Regions from separate parts of the Homo sapiens genome. Here all the other regions are linked to region 1. The links are chromatin loops, found by intact Hi-C in ENCODE. Cell type or tissue: CD4-positive, alpha-beta T cell. All regions are shown on one strand. Each heading gives the region's core, and the rest is flanking DNA. Links, peaks and the distances in the headings are about the cores only.

Region 1 (8,588 bases), core at 1,760-6,759:
TAGGTCTCTGTTCAAACATGACCTCATCAGAGACACCGTGTCTGGGCACCCTGCACATTCAGCACCCCTCATTATTCTGTCTCTTTCACCACAGTGCACCAAGGATTCATGGAGTGTGCCCCAGGTACAGACCAACAATAATAAAACATTCAGACTAATATTCAGGCTACTTTTTATTATCACTATGCAGCAGGAATTCTAAACAACATCAGTGATGGAATACTCTTCCCCAAGGAAAAAAACAAAAACAAATTTTCTATTGGTCTAAGTTCTAAACAGTTGCCACAGTCACTTTTGAGCTTTAAACATGAATATGCACATTTTAAATTAGCACATTTTATTGCTTAACCCTTAAGAAAAATGATGGCATTCTACTTGGAAGTTAATTCAGGGAACTTTAGCTATACAGCTGGCCCTGACACAAGTGGACATGACTATACATGTTTGTTTCAAAAGTAAATTTGTTATAGTTGAGAGTCATTCAAGTTTTGGGTACAGTTGGCAGGCTCAAGCCCCATGGTATGACATATCCCTATGTAAGGATCAACTGTAGGCAAATATAAATTGACAAATCTTGCTATGCTCTGAATTTAACATGAACACGCAAGAAGGAACAAGCCATTGATAGAGCCAATGACAAATTTGAAGAAGGCTTAAAAACAGAAACTACAGTATTATTCATGCCTGTGACAGAGCAATATATAGATATGTTTTTCTTTTTTAAAAAAATTAATGCTTTAAAAATTTAATCAATTTTTTCCTTTTTGATCTCTTATTTATTTATTAATTATTATTATTATTTTTTGACACGGAGTTTTGCTCTTGTTGCCCAGGCTGGAGTGCAATGGCACAATCTCGGCTCACTGCAACCTCTGTCTCCTGGGTTCAAGCCATTCTCCTGCTTCAGCCTCCCAAGTAGCTGAGATTACAGGTGCCTGCCACCAGGCCCAGCTAATTTTTTTTTGTATTTTTAGTAGAGACAGGATTTCACTATGCTGGCCAGGCTGGTCTCAAACTCCTGACCTCAGGTGATCCACCCATCTCAGCCTCCCAAAGTGCTGGGATTACAGGCATGAGGAACCGCACCTGGCCTTTATTTATTTATTCTTTTTTTATTATTAATTTTTTTACTGGCATGATAATAAATATGAAGTCCAACAAAACAAAATTTTCACTGTCTGCTTTTCTTTTCTGGCCATTATTAATATGTGCTCTGTATTACCGAAACGGGAAAGGTTCCCTCGTCCCCCTCACAGGGTGTGTGACGGGGGAGTGCCTCGCTTCTTCAATGCCCCGCTGCTCAAACCTCTAAGGGAGAATGGAGATGGGAAGGCTATATAGAGCTCCGACCCCAGGGCAGTGTCTAGGAGTGATTGTTTACAGCTTCTGAAGCCCCAGCGGGCATGTGTTATAGGGTGCTCTTTTAGTTTCCCGTCTATAGGTGACTTGTGTTCATCAGCTCAATTCGACCCCCTTCGTTATCACAAGGACAGAGGGATTTCTGTATCCCGGGGTTTCTGTATCCCGGGGTTTCTTGCCTTGGTGCACCAGAAGAATTGGATCACACGTGGACTTGGAGAATGAGAGCAAGGTTTTATTGAGTGGAAGTGGCTCTCAGCAAATGGGGGATCCAGAAGGGAGACGGTTCTCCCCCGGAGTTGGGCCGCTCATCAACGAGGCTCTCCTCCAACTGCCCCAGCCAAACTCCGTATTGTTCTGCGGATCGGGGTGCCTGCTGGATTGCCTGTGCCAGTGCATTCCACTTGACACCCAGCCGCCTGTGTGTGCCTCCGCCCATGTGCTCCTGTGGACGTCTAGCCACTTCTGTGTCTGCCTGCTAGGTCTGGGAGGTTTCTATAGGCACAGGATGGGGGCATGGCAGGCCAGGGTAGTTTTGGGAAATGCAACATTTGAGCACCAAGACAGGAGTACCGTCCTCACCTAGGTCCTTGGGGGTAGAGGCCCAGCCAGGGACCACCCTCTTCCCTTCCCAGCACTCCGGTATCATTACTTATCTGTGTAATAATAGTGCTACAAACTTACTAGCCTGAAGGAATACACATTTATTATTTCTGTTTCTGTGGGTCAGGAGGACTTCCAGTTCCAAAATGGCAGCATAGAAGCATGCTGACTTCACTCCCTCCACAATAAACCAAAACCAAATGTACAATGTCAAGATTATCACCAGAAATATTCCAGAACTCATATATGAAAAAGAGTTCCCAGGGCCACAAAGAAGTGAAAAACTCTAAGCAGATGGTAAGAGAATTGGACTTCTGAGAGGTGACAATGTGCTAGCAGCCCTTGCTAGCTCTCGGGGCCTCCTCGGCCTCGGCGTCCGCTCTGGCCGTGCTTGAAGAGCCCTTCAGCCCACCACTGCGCTGTGGGGTCCCCTTTCTGGGGCTGGCGGAGGCTGGAGCCGGCTCCCTCTGCTCCAGGGAGGTGTGGAGGGAGAGGCGCAGACGAGAGCTGGGGCTGCGCGGTGCTTGCAGTCCGGCATGGGTTCTGGGTGGGCACGGGCTCGGAGGGCCCCGCACTCCGGGCAGCAGGCTGGTGCCTGCTGGGCTTGATCAGAGGCTGGGTCCCCTGCTTGGATCGCCATTCCCTCTTCACCGAGTTGTTGGCAACGATGGCGGGTCTCTGTCTCTTTCTGGCTTCCCCTTTTCCTCTTGGTTGTCTGGGACGAGCTCCTTCTGGGTTGCCGGAGTGTCCAGGATAGGTGCCGCAAAGTCAAGCCAGTGCCAGTGAAAGGTGAAGCCTGCTGGGCTTCTGGGATGGGTGGGGACTTGGAGAACTTTTGTGTCTAGCTAAAGGATTGTAAATGCACCAATCAGCACTCTGTGTCTAGCTAAAGGTTTATAAACACACCAATCAGTGCTCTGTGTCTAGCTAATTGGGTGGGGACTTGGAGAACTTTTGTGTCTAGCTAAAGGACTGTAAACGCACCAATCAGCACAATCAGCACTCTGTGTCTAGCTAAAGGTTTGTAAACGCACCAATCAGCACTCTGTCAAAATGGACCAATCAGCTCTCTGTAAAATGGAACAACCAGCAGGATGTGGGTGGGGCCATACAAGGGAATAAAAGCAGGTCACCCAAGCCAGCAGCCACAACGCGGGTACCGTTGCACGCTGTGGAGGGTTTAGCTCTTTGCAATAAATCTTGCTGCTGCTCACTCTTTGGGTTGGCACTGCCTTTATGAACTGTAACACTAACCACGAAGGTCTGCAGCTTCACTCCTGAAGCCAGCGAGACCACGAACTCACCAGGAGGGACGAACAATTCCAGATGGGAGGAACAAACAACTCCGGACACGCCACCTTTATGAACTGTAACACTCACCGCGAAGGTCTGCAGCTTCACTCCTGAGGCCAGCAAGACCATGAACCCACCGGGAGGAAGGAATAACTCCAGACGCATCGCCTTTAAGAGCTGTAACACTCACCACAAAGGGATGCAGCTTCACTCCTGATGTCAGCCACGAACCCACCAGAAGGAAGAAACTCCGGACCCATCTGAACATCTGAAGGAACAAACTCCGGACACACCATCTTTAAGAACTGCAACACTCACTGCGAGGATCCGCGGCTTCATTCTTGAAGTAAGCGAGTCCAAGAACCCACCAATTCTGGACACACTTCCACATTTGTGACGTCTCTCCCCTCATTCTGACTGGTATCAAGCACAAGAAATAATTTCCCCCAACTCAGTTTCTCACTGGAAAAAATGAGGTTGAGGTGGATAACCAACTTCATCATCCTGGGTTCCATGGCAAGAGACCCATCCCTACCTTAGAGCCACAGGAAGCACTGTGAGTGCCTGAAAAGAGAAATATCCCTGAGAACAGTCAGAACCGGTGGGGAGGGAAGACTACCATCCCCTGCCCTGGGAACTGCTTTGTAAATCAGCCAAACAAGACACCAAATCAGAGTGACTGTTCAGCAGCACCATACTGCAGAAGGTTTGTTCCACAGGTCTCCTGGGGACGAACTTCTAGCCAACCTTCCTACACTGCCAGGATATCCCCTTAGGGACCTCTGCCACTCAGAAAGGGCATGCTCTGATCATTTACTAGAGCTGAGGTGAACCTGGCGTAAAGACGCCACCTAGAGCTGAAAAGAAGACAGTCCATAGCAATAAAGAACCTTTAAGCAATTGTAGCCAATAAAAATCAAAACAAGCCAGACAGAGAAGACTGGAATAAATAATTAATCCTTCAATGTAAAGACATAGACATACATCCACAAGAAACAACAGCAAACAGGAAACCAAGGTCTCCCCAAATGGACAAAACAAGAAACCAGTGACTGACCCTAAACGGCAGTTTTAAGGAAACTCAGTGATCGCCAAGATAACACGGAAAACAAATTTCAGAAATTTATCAGAGCAATTTAACAAAGAAATCTAAATAATTTAGAAAAACAAAAATTTTGGAACTTAGAAAAATATTTGGTGAACTGAAAAATTCATTAGAGGCTCTCAATAGCAGAGAAGACAGGCTATTTGAAAACATATAGTAAGAGGAGAAAAAAGAAAAAAAAGAATGAAAAGGAATGATGATTGCCTATAAAATTAACTCAAAAGACCACATCTAAAAATTATTGGTGTTTAAGAGAAAGTCGAGCAAGGGGAAGGGGTAGAAAGTTTAATCAAAGAAATAATAACATAAAACTTTCCAAACTTGAGAAAAATATAAATATCCAGGTACTGGAAGGTCAGAGAACACAAAATAAGATTTGACTCAAATAAGACTGCTCCAAGGCATATAATAAACTCCCAAAGGTGAAGGACAAAGAGGATCCTAAAGGCAGCAAGAGAAAAGCAAGTAACATATAAAGGATTTCCAATTCATCTGGCAATAAACTTCTCAATGGAAACCATACAGGCCAGGAGGGAGTAGGATAACATTTTCAAAGAAGTACTGAAAGAAAAAAACTACCATTCAAGAATAGTGTCCAGCAAGGGTATTCTTCACCTGTGAAGGAGAGATAAAGTCGTTCCCAGATAAGCAAAAGGGAAGAGAATTCACCACCACCAGACCTGTCATACAAAAAATGCTAAAGGGAGTTCTTCAATCAATCTAAAAGCAAAATGTGCAATAAAAAGAGAAAAAAGAAAAGAAAAAAGAAAGAAAAACTAAAGAAAGAAAAAAAGAAGAAATAAAATATTTGAAGGTGTAAAACCCACTGGTAAAATTAAGTAAGTAGACAAACCCAGAATACTCTTACACTGTAATTGTGGAGTGCAATCCACTCATAACTCTAGTATGAAGCCCAAAAGATGCATCTACCAAAACAATAATAGCTACATTAACCTGTTAAAATATAGGCAATATAAACAGAGGCAAATTAAGACAAAAGTCAAAATGTGAGAGTAAGGAAGTTGTAGATTTTTTTTTTTTTGCTTTTGCTTTGTGTGTTTCCATTCTTTTCTTTGTGGTCTAAGATAAGTTGTTATCTCCTTAAAATAATTTGTTTTATCTATAAAATGTTTTTCATAAGCCTCATGGTAACCCCAATGCAAAAACCTATAATAGATTCACTAAAAGTTAAAAGCAACAAATTAAAACTTACTACCAGAGAAAGTCACTTAACCACAAAGAGAGACAGTAAAAAAGCAAGAAGGAAGGGAGGAATTACAAAATAATCAGAAAACAACAAAATAGCAGCAGTGAGTCCTTATCAATAACACTGAATGTAAATTCACTGAATTCTCCAATTAAAAGGCATAGAGTGGATGAATGAATAAAGAAACGAGACTCAACTATATAATGCCTACAGGAAACCCATTCCACCTAAAAAGACATACAGACTGGCTGGGCATGCTGGCTCAGGCCTGTAATCCCAGCACTTTGGGAGGCCGAGATGGGTAGATCCCTTGAGGTCAGGAGTTCGAGACCAGCCTGGCCAACACGGTGAAGCCCTGTCTCTACTAAAAAAATACAAAATTAGCTGGGTGTGGTGGCAGGAGCCTGCAATCCCAGCTACTAGGGAGGCTGAGGCAGGAGAATCGCTTGAACCTGGGGGGTGGAGGTTGCAGTGAGTCAAGATCATGCCACTGTACTCCAGCCCGGACAACAGTGCAAGACCCTGTCTCAAAACAAAAACAAAAACATACAGACTGAAAGTGAAGGGGTGAAAAGATATTTCATACCACTGGAAGCCAAAACAAAGCAGGAGTAGCCGTACTTAGATAAAATAGACTACAAATCAAAGACTGCAAAAAGAGACAAAGAAGGTCACTAAATAATAATAAAGGGGTGAATTCAGCAAGAAAATATAACAATTATAAATATCTATGCACGCAACACTAGGGCCCCTAAGTATATAAAGCAAACATTAATAGAGCTAAAGGAAAAGATGGATTGAAATACACTAATAGCAAGGGACTTTAACACTCTACTCTCAGGAAACCGACAGATTATCCTGACAGAAAATTAACAAAGAAACTTTGGAGTTGAACTACACAGCACAGTAGACCGGATAGGTATGACAATTACAGAACATTTCACTCAAATCCTGCAGAATACACATTCTTTTCATTAGTATATGGAACATTCTCCTGAATAGATTATATCTTAGGCCACAAAAAAGGTCTGAATACATTCAAAAAAGTAGAAATTACATCATGTATCAAATGGTTTTTTCTGACCACAGTGGAATAAACCTAGAGATCAATAACAAGAGGAACCTCTAAATCTTCCCAAACACATGGAAATTAAACAACATGCTCCTGAACCACCAATGGGTCAATGAAGAAATTAAGAAGAAAATTTTAAAATTTCTTGAAAAGAATAAAAATGGAAATACAATATACCAAAATCTATGGGATACAGCAAAAGCAGTAGTAAGAGGGAAATTTATAGCAATAAATGCCTATATCAAAAAGCAGAAAGAAATATAAAATTAAATATAAATAATTTTTATTCAAAAAAGTAGAAATACTTCAAATAAACATAAAGGAATTAGGAAAGCAAAAACAAAACAGACCCAAAATACACAGAAGGAAAGTAAAAAAGATCAGAGCAGAAATAAATGAACTTGAGACTAAAAAATACAGAATATCAAAGAAATAAAAAGTTGGTTTTTGGAAAAGATAAACAAAATCACAGTTTTAGTGGGTCAGGAATCAGGGCATGGCTTGACTGTGTCCTCCACTTCAGGGTCTCACAAGGATGCAATCAAGGTGTCAGCTGAGGTTAGACTGAGCAAGGATCCACTTCCAAGCTCAGGTAGTAGTTAACAAGATTCAGTAACTCATGGGATATTGGACTGAGGGCCTCAGTCTCTTGCTGGATATTGGTCTTGGACTGCCCTCTGCTCCTTGCCATGGGGCTTTCTCAACATGACCTTTGCTTTCTTAAAGTAAGCAAGAGGCCATGTGTGGTGGCTCATGCCTGTAATTCCAAAACTTTGGGAGGACAAAGTGAGAGGATCACTTGAGCCCAGGAGTTTGATACCAGCCTAAGTAACATAATGAGACTCTACAAAAAATAGAAAAAAATAGCCAGGGGCACACACCTGTGGTCCCAGCTACTTGGGAGGCTGAGGTGGAAGAATTGCTTGGGCCCAAGGGGTCAAGACTACAGTGAGCTGTGATCATGCCACTGCACTCCAGCCTGGACAAGAGATCAAGACCATCTCCCTCCCACTACCCAGAAAAGCTAGCAAGAGTGAGCATCTCCAAGCAAGATGGGGTACAATTTTATGTTGCACAATCGTATCCCATCAGCTTTGCCATATTCTACTGGTTAGAAGCAATTAACAAGTCTCACCCACACTCAAGGGGAGGGGATTTACACAAGACATGAATAGCATAAGGTGGGTGTATTAGTCTGTTCTTACACGGCTGTAAAGGATTGCCTAAGACTGGGAAATTTGTAAAGAAAAGATGTTTAATTGGCTCACAGTGCCACGGGCTGTACAAGAAGCAAGGCTGAAGAAGCTTCAGGAAACTTTCAATCATGGCAGAAGGTGAAGGGGAAACTGGCAAGTCTTACATGACAGGAGCAGGACAAAGAGAGAGCGGGGAGGTGCCACACAGTTTTAAACAACCAAATCTTGCAAGAAATCACTCACTATCATGAGAACAGCAAGGGGGTAATCCACCCCCACGATCCAATCACCTCCCACCTGGCCCCTTCTCCAACACTGAGGATTACAATTCAAGATGAGATTTGGGCAGGCCACAGACCCAAATCATACCAGTGGGCATCATGGGGGCCCTCTTAGACTCTGCTGCATGTTTCATTTCACGATTATTTAATATAATTTTTCATATAATAATTTGTCATATAAAGGAGGCAGATATTTAAAAATTGATCTGCTCAGGGTGTCAGATGCACTAGGTACACCACTGCCCTTTATCCTACTTAATTTTTGTCATAATACTTGCCTGATTTATTGTATATTTTCATTATTTTATATAACATTTAATATATTTATATATTTTATTAATATATAATGAACAATAAAAGTTTATTAATATATGTTCATATTTCATAGTCTATATTATTTAACATTTATTATATATTTTATGTGTTATTCACCTTGTATGTTTATTTGTTCATTGTCATCTCCGCCTTATAA
Region 2 (8,588 bases), core at 1,688-6,687, 86 kb before region 1:
GGAAAGGCCTAATGTGAGAAGTTAGTCGGTGTGCATAGGCAGTATGACATTCATTTCACCAGCACAAGATTCTTGTTCCTCAGCTTCCTTAGTCCCTGGACCTTGCTTGTCCTTTCTTCCGCTCCAAGCCGTAGAGCTTGAAACTGGCAAGTCCTCAGTTGCACTGCCAACAGGCAAAGCAGTGGGAACTCAAGTTTCCAGAATCCTCTACAACATAGTGTGAGTAAAAGCCAAGGCAGAGACAGTGTCTTGCTCTGTCATCCAGGCTGGAGCGCAGTGGTGCCATCACGACTCACTGCAGCCACAAACTCCTGGGTGCAAGGTATCCTTCCACCTCAGCCTCCTCCTGAGTAGCTGGGACTACAGACATGCGCCACCACATCCTGATCATTTTTAATTTTTTTTCTTTTTTTTTTTTTTTTTTAGAGACAGAGGTGTAGCTTTATTGCCCAGGGTGGGCTTGAACTCCTGGTCTCAAGCAATCGTCCCTCCTTGGCCTCCCAAAGTGTTGGGATTTCAGGTGTGAGCCACTCTACCTGGCTGAGACTTGCTCTCATTTTTAAATTCAAAAAATGTTTTCCATAGATCGGCCGCCTGTGGAAAAAGGTGACTCAGGCCTGTAATCCCAGCACTTTGGGAGGCCTAGGTGGGTGGATCACCTGAGGTCAGGAGTTCGAGACCAGCCTGGCCAACACGGTGAAACTCCGCCTCTACTAAAAATAGAACAATTATCTGGGCATGGTGGCAAATGCCTGTGATCCCAGCTATTCCGGAGACTGAGGCAGGAGAATCACTTTAGCCCATGAGACAGGGGATGTAGCGAGCCAAGATTGCACCACTGCACTCCAGCCTGGGCAACAGAGTGAGACTCTATCTCAAAAAACAAAAATAAAAAAGTTTCTTTTTCCATAGAAACACTATTACACATAGAATTTAAATACTACAAAAATGGTAACAATAATGATAGCAACAATAATAAAATAATGTCCATTTTTAAAACTCTTTTGGGTAATCCCTTCAGAGGAGCATAGGTGCTATTTCCCCCATTTAAGAAGTAAAAAACTAAGTAGCACAAAGATAAAGTAAGCATTAGAGGTGGAAGAAATCCAGGCCTGCTGACTCAACCCTAGATTCCTGTTACTGAGTAAATGGACTTTTGTAGCTAGTCCTGGAGCAGAATTGTCACAATCCAACCTGTTCATCAGTTGAAAGCACTCGTCATTATTAGCTCTCCAATCGCCCTTGTTTTTCATCCATGGGAACTTTTAATTCAGCCACTGGTTGGAATCTAGAGTAGTCAGCATAAGCCTAAACATTTGAAACACAAATATAGCTTTAGTGCAGCACTGGGTTTTCCATCGGCTTTTAAGAAGACTAGCTAACAGAGTGATGAAAATCGAACTAAGTTATTTCACACCTGCTTTGTTTTCTCATGGAAAAATTTAAAGCTGTGCACAAAATATTGTTTTGTTTTTCAACAGAGAATAACAAGGAAAGCTACATGCAAATATTTCTTTCTAGATAATATGATTTTTTTTCTTCTTAATTTAAACAAGTATTTATAGCTGAGATTAAAAGCTCAGGCTTTGGAGCCATACTTCTTCCTAAAGAAACAAAAGGAAACCTTAAGCTTATCTAATTATTCAGAAGATTCACTGTCAATAATGGGTGTGGTGGCATGAGCCTAAAGTCCCAACTACCTAGGAGGCTGAGGAGGGAGGATTGATTGAGCCTGGGAGGTTGAAGCTGCAGTGAGCCGTGATCATGCCCCTGTACTCCCAGGTGACCAAGGGAGACACTGCCTCAAAAAAAAAAAAAAAAAAAAAAGAAGAAGAAGAAGAAGATACATTGTCAAAAGAATAGTTCTGCCATTTACTAGCTGGGCAACCTTAGGCAATTTATTTATTTATTTTTAATTTATTTTTTGAGACAGAGTCTCATTCTATTGTCCAAGCTGGAGTGCAGTGGCGCGATCTTGGCTCACTGCAACCTCTGCCTCCCGGGTTCAAGCAATTCTCTTGCCTCGGCCTCCTGAATAGCTGGGATTACAGGTGTGTGCCATGACACCAGGCTAATTTTTGTATTTTTAGTAGAGACTGGGTTTCACCATGTTGATCAGGCTGGTCTCAAACTCCTGACCTCAGGTGATCCACCCACCTCGGCCTCCCAAAGTGCTGGGATTACAGGCGTGAGCCACTATGCCCAGCCAACCTTAGGCAATTTATATAACCTCTCCATGCCTCAGTTTACTTATCTATAAAATGGAGATAATAATACTTCCTCCTTCACCGGGTTGTGAGAATGGAATAGGCCTGGCACAAAGTGAGTGCTCAGTGAGTGCCGATGATTACTAGGCACAGGCACTGGGCCCTGAGGGGTACAAGGATGGGTGAGACCCACTTCTGCCATCCAGAACTAGCATAGAGTGGGATAGAATGGCACATGGGCAGTTAATTATAGAACAAAACAGAACCAAAGGTTAAGTAGAGGCATCCCTCAGAGGAAGGAGAGATTTTTCTATCTAGGAGAGTAGGGAAGGCTCTCTGACAAAATTGTCTTTTAACGTGAGTCTTAATGAAGGAGCAGAATTTCAGTAACAGGAAAGGGTTGGGGAACATTCAAAGGTGAGTCACAGAGACAAACATAAAGACATGAGAAAAGGCCCTCTGGGCTTATACAAACCCTATGGTTCCCTGCGGGCTTTCAGAAGATCCCAAGAAGAAAGGATCATATCCCAAGACATAAAAAGTTTACAGAATGCAAAATGTTGGAATTATTCTAACATATTAAATGAATTTGAAACTTTAAAACCTAGATGATGAAGTTTTATGTAAGAAAACATATAAAATTAAAACTATACCAATTAAAAAATAATGTTTTAATCAAAGACACACTTTTTAAGGACTAAGAAAAATTGGGGGAAAGTAAAATATTTAACCATAAAACTGAAAACAAATGTGACATTGATCACTGTGCTCAGCTTCCCAAAATATATATTGCAACATTCCCCTCCTCCCTAAGCTATATCTTCAAAATATATATATTGTTTCCAATATTTGTTAGACATCAAAATTCTTTTTTTTTTTTTTTTTTTTTTTAAGAAAGGGATATCACCATGTTGTCCAGGTTGGTCTTGAATTCCTGGGCCAAGTGATCCTCCTGCCTAAGCTTCCCAGAGTGCTGGGATTACAGGTGGTGAGCCACCACGCCCCGCCAACATGAAAATTTTTAAATGATTGCCAGGATACAGATCAACCTAAGGATTTCTTCACAATTAAAACAAAACCAGTCATCAAAAATAAAAATGACTTTATCCACACATTTCAGAAGCAAAGTATATTTCCACCCAATTATGTATTCCCAGCCAGTGCTTCAAGAAAAATTATACAGCAGCTCTCTGAAATTGCCTGGTGAGAATGTGCTGCCATCATTCCCATTGTTGGTCAATGCAATATTTACATTTAGGGAGACTGTTCAAAGGTCACAAGACAATTATTTGAGAAATTCAGCCACAGTTTGATGGGAAGATAAATGAGTGTCTAGAGAAGTGGGAAGTGGCTGGGCATGGTGGCTTATGGCTGTAATCCCAGCACTTTGGGAGGCCAAGGCAGGAGGTTTACTTGAAACCAGGAGTTCAAGACCAGACTGGGCCACAAAGCAAGAGCCTGTCTCCACAAAAAATTTTAAAAAATTAGCTGGGCATGGGATGCACACTTGTGGTCCCAACTACTTGGCAGGCTGAGGCAGAAGGATCTCTTAAACCTGGGAGATAAAGGCTGCAGTGAGCCATGATCGCACCATGGCACTCCAGCCTGGGTGACAGAGTGAGACTCTATCTCTTAAAAAAAAAATTAAAAAAAAAAAAAAAAAAAACGCCCGGGCGTGGTGGCTCACGCCTGTAATCCCAGCACTTTGGGAGGCCGAGGAGGGTGGATCACCTGAGGTCAGGAGTTCGAGACCAGCCTGACCAACATGGAGAATCCCCGTCTCTACTAAAAATACAAAAAAATTAGCCGGGCGTGGTAGCACGTGCCTGTAATTCCAGCTACTTGGGAGGCTGAGGCAGGAGAATCGCTTGAACCTGGGAGGCAGATGTTGCGGTGAGCTGAGATCACGCCATTGCACTCCAGCCTGGGCAACAAGAGCAAAACTCCATCTCAAAAAAAAAAAAAAAAAAAAAAGAGAGAGAATTGGGAAGTGATAGGGGCCTGCATAGACTGCTTTTCCTACCTCCTACCCCTCCAACCCCAGATAACTTTATTCTCTCTACCTGAATATGTCTGAAACTCAGGAGACAGGTCTGGGCTAGAGACAAAGATAATAGCTACATTCACTGAGCACTTAGAAATGTGGCGGTGTCATGCTAATAACTTTACATGTGTTCATTTAACCCTCACTTGTTAGGAAAACTGCAGTAATATTGTTCCCATTTTATTGATGAGGTTTCTTCAGGGCAGAGGGGTTGCTTAATAGGCCCAGGGACTCAAGGGCTAGTAAGCAGTGGAGCAGGATCAAACCCAGGGGGCCAACCCCAGAGCCCCTCCCTCTCAGCCAGTGTGCTTTATTGCCCCAATTCTCAGTCATCTGCATACAAATGGGAATTGATAAGGGGATGGTCCGTTGTAACCATCCAAACCAGGACTCTTAAGGGTTTGGGGTGCTACTAATCATTCTGGGGAAACAGGCAGAAACCAGAACTGTTTGGGGCAAATAGGGACATAGGGTTACCTCATTTCCTGACACTCTGAAAATGGGTGGACACACGAGGATAAGAATGTTGAAGAAGAGAAGAAAAGAGCCCTTCAGTGGGCCTTGAGAAAGACCTGGAAGGGAGGGAGAAATAAGAAAAAGAGAGAGAGAGAGAGAAAGACCAACATTTGGGGAACTGCCAGAGAAAGAGAAACCCTCAAAAGATACTAGGGAAAGACAGGATACAAGGGTGTCACAAATACGTGGACTTGAGGGCTGGGTTTCTCAGAGGGAGCAGTCAGTAGTGCCCCTACCCCTCATACTGTAAGAACCAAAAAGTGGCCACTGAAAGGAGCAACAGGGAAATCATCGGTGATTTACTAACAAACATTCCTTGGCTTTGATCCAGTCAGAGCCAAATTAAAGTAAACGGAGGAGTGAGTGGGAGGTGGGGCCCAGACCCAGACCCAGTCAGTGCAAGCAAGTTTTTTTTTTTAAATGTGGCCTTGGAGTGGAGGCAAAAGATAGGACTGTCCTGGAGGTGGAGTCAAAGATGTTTCCTTTCTTTTTCAAAGCAAGAAACTAGAATGTGTTTAATGCTAAAAAGAAGGATCCAGGCCAAGGAGGGTAAAGAAAATGCAGAATGCAAATTATCCCCTCACTGGGGGATATCCGGGAGCGAAGTCCCTGAGCTGCTGAGGAAGCTTTACGCCTAAGGAGGTACCTCTCTGCCTTTGCAGGAGGGTGGGAAGCGGGGTGAGGATTTGAAGGTTTGAGGAGGGAGTCCAAACAGGGTTCTGTCTGCAGGCCTGTGTTTTCTCTGGAATCATTGTGGGAGGGCTTGCTGAGCCAAAGGATTAGAGGGGCCTACTGTCTGGCAGGCCTTGTATTATTAGGCCCCTGATGTACGAGATCTCTTTTCATTTTCACTATTATTTGACGAGGTAGGTAATATTATTCCCTTTTTACAGAAGAGGAAACTGGTTCAGAACTGTGGGCAGCCAGCCCAAGAGCACGCAGCTGTCCAGGGGCAGAGTCCACGTCTGGCTTCTTTGTCTGGAGTTGAAAGCCAGATCACCACCTTCTGGTATCTTTCATTTGTGTTAAAGGGGTAATAGGTAGGAAGTTAGCAAATATACTTTGAATAATGATGCAAGACCATCATGTAGAGGTTTACTATAGACTGTACATGATTGAAATCATACTTTTGTGTTTATGAAATGCTTTGATTATTTATTTTAGGGAATATTTACAAAAGGCTGTAAAACAAAAGTTTAAAAAAGTGAGGTCACTGGAATTAATGGTCCATAGTTTTATCTTTGGTTTTTACAGAAGTTACCTGCATTTCAGTTACTAAGAACCACCACTTCATTCATAAAAATGCTCTCTGCATTTCTTTCTGTAATTCATAGGCGTTGTTTATATTAGACTATTATTATGGGAAAATACACTGCTTTAAGAATTTTTAAACTTGGTAATTTTCAGACTCAAAGTGTTTGAGATTCTTCTGCTGATAGTTTATTTAAAAAGAATTACAAATTTCAGATTGTGGCCTGGTAGGGATGATACAAATACAAACTGAATATACCCACAGTGATTCCTTCCTCCACAAAGTAAACCTGTGATTACACGGAGCCCAGTTTGAAGATCTTTATTCTAGTTTCCGTTTTTCGCTTATCTCGCATGATTTTAGATGTGTTTAAAGACTACCTGGATAACCAACTTAGAAATACAGGCTATATGGCGTGGTTTCATGATGCGGGGATTCACAGGGGAATCATGGTTGTTGTTGAGGGATGTGAGCCAAATGTGCAGTAACAGCTGTCATAGCCGTAGATAGACGCAGGGCTCTCTAAATTTTTACTGAATTAATTAATGGACTGCAGATCCGAGACCTACGTAGGAAGTGAGGTCAATGTAGGTAGGTGATTCGAATCAGTTAACAGTCTTTCCAGTGGTTATTTGGCAATTCTTTTTCTTTTTCGTTTTCTTTTTTTGACACAGAGTCTCACGCTGTCGCCCAGGCTGGAGTGCAGTGACACAATCTTGGCTCACTGCAACCTCCACCTCCCAGGTTCAAATGATTCTCCTGCCTCAGCCTCCCAAGTAGCTCGGATTACAGGCACGTGCCACCATGCCCAGCTGATTTTTGTATTTTTGGTACAGACGGGGTTTTGCCATGTTGGCCACGTTGGTCTCGAACTCCTGATCTCAAGTGATCCACCCGTCTCGGCCTCCCAAAGTGCTGGGATTACAGAATTAAGCCACTGCACCCAGCCTGGCAATTATTTTTCTATTGCATTATTTACCACAGCATAGCATCTCTCAGTACTTTTCTGTATTTTTTTATTTGATCCTAAAGCCACTTTTAAAAATAGGCCTGCATTGCTTCTTCCACTTTGGTGTTGTATAGGTCACTGGATGTTAACTGACTTGCCTCAAATCAAAATATGAGTCTCTAGAGAATCCCCAGTCCACAAGTCACTAAGTTTTCCCAAAGAAAAGTTCGAATTGTTTGCTTTTCTTTTTTCTTTCAAAACTGTATATGGCATGTAATATAATTTTTGGCAAGTTTAAATTCACTTAGAAAACTAAGCAAATGCTGACATAGATAAATTATACAGGTGAGCTCATTAAAAATAATTCTTTATCTGTACCATCCATTCCACTAAAATTTAAGAGAATCTTGGAAAGTTCAAACTATTGGTTAGATCCCCCAAAATGCGGTTATAAGGAAATGAACCATTTATATTCCCAGTACAATATTGTATTAAGATAGTCATATGCAAGAAACTTATAAATTAGTTACAAGTACTTCCCACAATGAATCAAAACATCCTAATTTTTAGTGACTATCTCTGTGGTTTAAAACTTCTCTACAGTATCTCTAAAGCAACTGGCTTATTTCAGTGTACCTCTTCTTGTAACTAAAGATCAAAAAGAAAAGAAAAATCAACATAATTATTACAAAACATTAATGAAAGATAAATGTTATGTGTTTGGGTTGTGATCATTGTAAAGCAATAGTCAATGAGTTGTAATTCATAGCTTATGAAGCTATTAAAAAATTAATTATCCCCAAACAGGGAAATATAAACAAGATGCTGGAAAGTAATTTATTGTGGCAGTAGACATTATTAATACATATATCTGTGACAGCTTTAGCCTAAGCCCAAAATTTACTTTGAAAACAGAAAAAAACATGGAACTACTTATAACTATGATTTTTAAAATTACCATGAAACTTTAAAAAAATTCTGTTTTAATTCGAAGTTGGAATCAGGTTGCAATGATTGTTCATAAACCTCCCTCCTCTGGCTTGATTCTTCCAACAGTCTCAGGTACTTAATTTACATACATCCGTTTTAGCAGCCAGCTCTTTAAGTGCCCATTTTCTTACCCCTCCTCTTGAGAGAAGAGATTGCCTCTCTTTTTGAGATGGAGTGAGTCTCGCTCTGTCGCCCAGCCTGGAGTGCATTGGTGGGATCTCGGCTCACTGCAACCTCCGCCTCCTGGGTTCAGGCAATTCTCCTGCCTCAGCCTCCTGAGTAGCTCGGATTACAGGCGCATGCCACCACACCCGGCTAATTTTTTATATTTTTGGTAGACACGGGGTTTCAACATGTTGGCCAGGCTGGTCTTGAACTCCTGATCTCAAGTTATCCGCCCGCCTTGGCCTCCTAAGGTGCTGAGATTACAGGCGTGAGCCACTGCACCTGGCCAAAATTGCCTTTTCATACCTAGTCCTTGCACCCAGTGCACTATTTGGCTCTCCATGATCTTTATTAAGTGAATGAGTGAATCGATAAAATAGCTACCAAAATGAATAAGTGTACTTATCAAATCTGCAGCAAAGAAAGATGCCTAGGCTAAAATGATCGCTGATCTGGCCATTTTCG
Region 3 (5,000 bases), core at 1-5,000, 380 kb after region 1:
CAGGAGCTCCTAACCTGAGATTGTCTGAGGGATGTGGAAACTTGTTTAGGAAAAAAACTGTATCACTGTTTTCACTAAACTTCAAATAAAATTTAGCTATCTTTCAAATACAAATGCAGACAATAGTATCTATCACTTTGTCACCAATAAAAATCAGATATTTTGGCCGGGCGCGGTGGCTCCTGCCTGTAATCCCAGCACTCTGGGAGGCCGAGACGGGCAGATCACCTGAGGTCAGGAGTTTGAGACCAGCCTGGCCAACATGGCAAAACCCCATCTCTACTAAAAATACAAAAATTAGCTAGGTGTCATGGCGCATGCCTGTAGACCCAGCAACTTGGGAGGTTGAGGCAGGAGAATTGCTTGAACCTGGGAGGTGGAGGTTGCAGTGAGCCAAAATTACACCACTGCACTCCAGCCTGGGTGACAGAGGGGGACTCTGTCTCAAAAAAAAAAAAAAAATCAGATATTTCCATATCACATTATAACGGTTACTGGTATCTCAAAATATTGCTTATGCTCACCACTATTCAGAATTACAGTAAAAATTTAACCTGTTGCTTATTTGCATGTGATTGCAGTGTCTGGTTTATAGATACTCTTGTGACAAGGCTGGCAACTGTTGGGCAACTCTGCCCTAGTAGTTATTCAGAAGACAAAGAGCTAAGGCATGTGTTATCACATTGGAAATCTAATCATCTACGTTGCTTCAGGTATTCCCTATCCACACTTGCTTGTTGATCAGTACGTGGAAGATGTGTCGAGGATCATCCCAAAATTTGGTGTCCTTACTGAAACCTTACAATCATGTCTTTAAAATTTTTTTAACATTAACTTGTCTGTATTTTAAATGTAGTTTCAAATACAGTACAATCACATGCAAATAAGCAGCAGGTTAAATTTGTACTGTAATTCTGAATATTGGTGAGCATAAAATACAGCACTTGCCTGTATTTTAAATGTAATTTCTCATTTTGAGGTGTGTTAATAAAAAATCAAATATACTACTATATCACAATTTTTAATATTTTCAAAACTATATTTTGATATAATTGGTTTCCTTTGTAATCCTAGTTGTACAGTTAAGCATTTAAAAATATCCTGAGAAGCGTTCAACATACAGCTAAAGGGGAATTCATGGCACTGAAGAAGTTTCGAATTCCTATTTATACTATTTACAGGCTTTTTAAAATTCTGGCATTAGTCTGTAAAGTATAACAAGAGAAACAAAGTCTAAGTCTAAGTTTCTGCCATCGGATATAATTCTACTGATTGTCCAACTTGGGCACAACCAGAAAAAGCTGGTTAATATAGGATCAAATGTTTGTTACATATGTTATTAATCAGCAGTTTCAATGACAGCAGTTCTCTTTTGTTATACATGTATGTATATAAAACATTTCCAGATAAGACTTTGCCCAAGGGGCTCTGAAGTGAAAAATAATTTTTAATCAAGATCCAGAATACTATACATAAAGCGACTAGAGAAAAACTGGTAAACTGTGTAATGCCAGACTTAAAAGCGGGAAAATATTAACAAGAACATCTACTGAATACACACCTTGTGCCTGGAACTATGTATACCACAGGTACATAAACACACACATACACATACACACACACACACACACACACACACACACACTACTTTTCCCCTCTCATTTCACTTTAATTTAAATGCTCAAAAATACATAAATTAAATTTTAACTTACTTAAATTTACCATAAATTGGCATGTGAGCTAACCTAACACGCCATAATTGGCATGTTAGGTAACTTATGGTAAAAATTTACCAATTTATTGTAAATTTTTATCCTGAACAGCACTAAAATGTAACCAATACTTACTTCTGAATCTTCAGATAGGCCATAGCTCTGTTAGCTGGAAGAAGGGCATTAGCACCATCTGCTGCTATCCCTCGAGTATAGCATTCAATTGCTCTTTCATATTTCCCCTCTTTGAAAAATCCATTCCCCTGTTATTTTGTAGAGAGATATGGAGAATAAAAAAAAAATTTCAAAAAAAATAAATGAATTCAAATCTTATGAAACACTGCAAGGATATTCACCAACAGTATTTCAAGAAAGAATATTGTTAAAAATCTGGCCCATGAGACACGTTTTAAAATCTGTTGGTTTGGGTTGTTTCTTTTTTAATGGCATTATTCTCTTTTCAGTACTAAAAAGGAAAAACATGTATACTACATTACTTTGCAGCATTCACTATTATTCCATTAATTACATATTACGCAAAGCTTAAATTTAAAAACCTATTTTAACAAAGGTCCAAATAATATACTGTCTTAAGTTACATTAGAAGCTGTACAAAAGGACTTCATAACTCAAATAAATTTTGTGAAAGAATACAGTACCAGAATTATAAAGCCCACTCTTCAATAACTTTAATATGCCCAAATATAAGATAAATTCAGCTGTATTGGAATTTGTATACCTGATTTCACTATAACATTTACTTATAATCAGTCAAATATCACAATCAATAATCATTTCATAAATATTTATTAGGAATCCTCTGTGGGTCCAGGAAAGGCAATAAATAAACTAAACCTCAACTCATGATTAGTAGAGGAATTTCAATCAGAAACAGTCCAGTGTGAATTAATGAAAAAAGTACATTATAAGAATGGATTGTAATTAACTTCTATGTTAAATTTATAACTATGTATATGTAAATATATAAAACATTCAAAAGTAGTTTCCTAAACTTAAGTGTTTCTATAGTTATTTTTTTAATTTATATATAAAGTCATCAATTACCCAAATTTTGAATTAGTAGGTCCCAGAGGCTTTAGTGCATTTAATTCCCAATTCCTACTCAAGCAAAACTTTAATATTAGAGAAGAAAGAAATTAACTGATATACAAGAAATAAATCAACACTCAGCAAAACATATACATTGTACGTTGGAATAGCTTTGGATTACCCGATCTTTCTCTGAAATGGCCTGCTGCTTATTCTGTTGTGCTTCAATTTGCTTTCGCTCTCCTTCTGTTGACTTAATCACTATGTCAGCTTCCTTTGGATATGAGTTTTCTTTGGATGCTAAAGCCTAGGAGACATAGCAGTCAGCTAAAATAAAACAAAGTAATGCAAGATGCATATATATTTGACCTTAAAACATAAATACCTCAAATATATTAGAATTTCTGCCACATTTTAAATAATCAAAATAACATTTTCTGCTCTAATTCAAAATCTTTCTACTTATTAAAGTAAAAAGTAAAATAAGCATATAATAAATTTAATGTGCTTCTCATTTCAATTAAAATTAGTATCAAACGCCACATACTGCATGTTTTGACTTATAAGTGGGAGGTAAACATTGGGTACACATGGACATAAACAGAAACAACAGACACTATAGACTACCTGTTGGGGAGAGAAACATTGGGGTGGGGAGGGGAGGGGATGAAAAACTACCTATTGGGTACTATGCTCACTATCTAGGTGGCGGAATCATTCATACCCCAAACCTCAGTATCATACAATATGCCCATGTAAAAAGCCTGCACATGTACCCTTTGAATCTAAAATACAAGTTGAATTATTTTAAATAAATAAATAAGTAGCATCCATTAAAAGTAGTTGCTCATTTATTCAACAAATATTTATTGAATTTCTATACGGGCCAGACACTGTTTTAGGAGCTGTTTTCAGACATAACAGTTCATTACAACTACATCACCAAACTTCTCAAATTCAATATTCACAGTCATTATTTGACCTAAGGCAAAATTTTAAACATATGTAATACAGTTCACAACTATAATCAAGTTAACATATTTACCAGATCTTATGTGCAATAGTAGTGGTAATATTTAAAAGCACACTTTCCCCAATCACTGTCACTTTTCTCTCAATGTTTCAGTCAGTGCATAAGCCAAAAAGGAAGAAAATCAGTGGGATAAAAAAATAATAATTCTGTCATCTGAGAAAGAGTAAAGCAGCAGTAGTTCTTAAAGATCTCAGGCAACTTCTAGAACAATCAAGGGTCTTTAAATACCATTACACTCCCTCTAGCATGCAAATTCATTTAGTAAAACTCTATAGTACAAAGAATTAAAATTAGAAAATCTCAATATTAAGAAATCTATAGTACAAAATCTATGCAAAAAGCTTTACTTCTTCAAATAAAGGTCATAATACACTTAATTTAAATAACTATAGTTTACCTGACTGATTTTCCTGAGTTCATTTGTTGCTTCAAAGTTATTTGGTTCTAGTTCTAATACTCTTTCATAATCTAAGTAAAAGAGAAGATAAAAAAAATTTTTAAAGATAGGTAATATTTTAAAACATGTACAAAACAATCTTTTGTTGCCTGTGACAATCAGGCAACTGTCCTACAGCAAAATAAAGGAGAAACAAAGAAATACTATCATTAGGCCACTGAACTTTCTTTTTTTGAGACAGATTCTCACTCTGTTGCCCAGGCTGAGTGCAGTGGCGCAATCTTGGCTCACTGCAACCTCCAGTTCCCAGGTTCCAGTGATTCTGTACCTCAGCCTCCTGAGTAGCTGGGACTACAAGCACACGCCAACAAGTTCAGCTAATTTTTGTATTTTTAGTAGAGACAGGTTTTCTCCTCATTGGGCAGGTTAGTCTCAAACTCCTGGCCTCAAGTAGTCTTCCCACCTTGGCCTCCCAGAGTGCTAGGACTACAGGCGTAAGCCACTGTGCAGAGCCAAGCCACTGAACTTTCTTCTTCTCCCCCCAGGGCAGACAAAATCCTATGACAAACCATCTTCCACCAGCCCCAGGAAGGATACCTGCTATCATAAGTTGTATATCATAAAACCAAGAAGCAGGCCGGGCGCAGTGGCTCACTCCTGTAATCCCAGCACTTTGGGAGGCCGAGGTGGGCAGATCACCTGAAGTCAGGAGTCAAGACCAGCCTGGCCAACATGGCAAAACCCTGTCTCTACTAAAATTACAAAAATTAGCCAGGCATGGTGGTGGGCACCTGTAATCCCGGATACT

The links. Peaks named below come from ENCODE experiments on the same cell type or tissue, not always from the same donor. Only the 100,000 strongest peaks of a DNase experiment are listed, where the experiment ranks them.
Region 2: a loop joins it to region 1, with 2.1 times the contacts of the local background. A loop is called at or near these places in 16 of 110 quality-filtered maps.
Region 3: it touches region 1 in a loop (2.4-fold over the local background); 7 of 110 quality-filtered maps call a loop at or near these places.

Annotation. Positions count from the first base shown.
Region 1 is chr12:47,303,874-47,312,461 of GRCh38, forward strand. LOC105369747 (a long non-coding RNA gene) reads right to left here and starts at 3,526. Exons shown (of 2, transcript NR_135024.1): 1 at 3,446-3,526; 2 at 2,044-2,807. RefSeq lists an enhancer at 2,444-3,643. In CD4-positive, alpha-beta T cell, for the core only: CTCF peaks have their summits at 4,080 and 4,293; DNase peaks (open chromatin) are centred at 3,108 and 4,068; H3K4me3 peaks cover 1,257 bases; H3K27ac peaks cover 926 bases.
Region 2 is chr12:47,218,264-47,226,851 of GRCh38, forward strand. The region is part of intron 3 of PCED1B (PC-esterase domain containing 1B); the gene reads left to right. Among named protein-coding and RNA genes, the nearest start is that of PCED1B-AS1, 6.1 kb to the left of the region's middle. RefSeq lists enhancers at 2,379-2,879, 3,175-3,906, 3,907-4,637, 4,638-5,368. In CD4-positive, alpha-beta T cell, for the core only: no CTCF peak of the experiment used is centred there; no DNase peak of the experiment used is centred there; H3K4me3 peaks cover 2,766 bases; H3K27ac peaks cover 2,427 bases.
Region 3 is chr12:47,684,933-47,689,932 of GRCh38, forward strand. RPAP3 (RNA polymerase II associated protein 3) reads right to left here. Exons shown (of 17, transcript NM_024604.3): 7 at 4,193-4,263; 8 at 2,944-3,069; 9 at 1,848-1,975. Among named protein-coding and RNA genes, the nearest start is that of RPAP3, 19 kb to the right of the region's middle. In CD4-positive, alpha-beta T cell, for the core only: CTCF peaks have their summits at 1,904 (motif pointing left) and 2,107; a DNase peak (open chromatin) is centred at 1,899.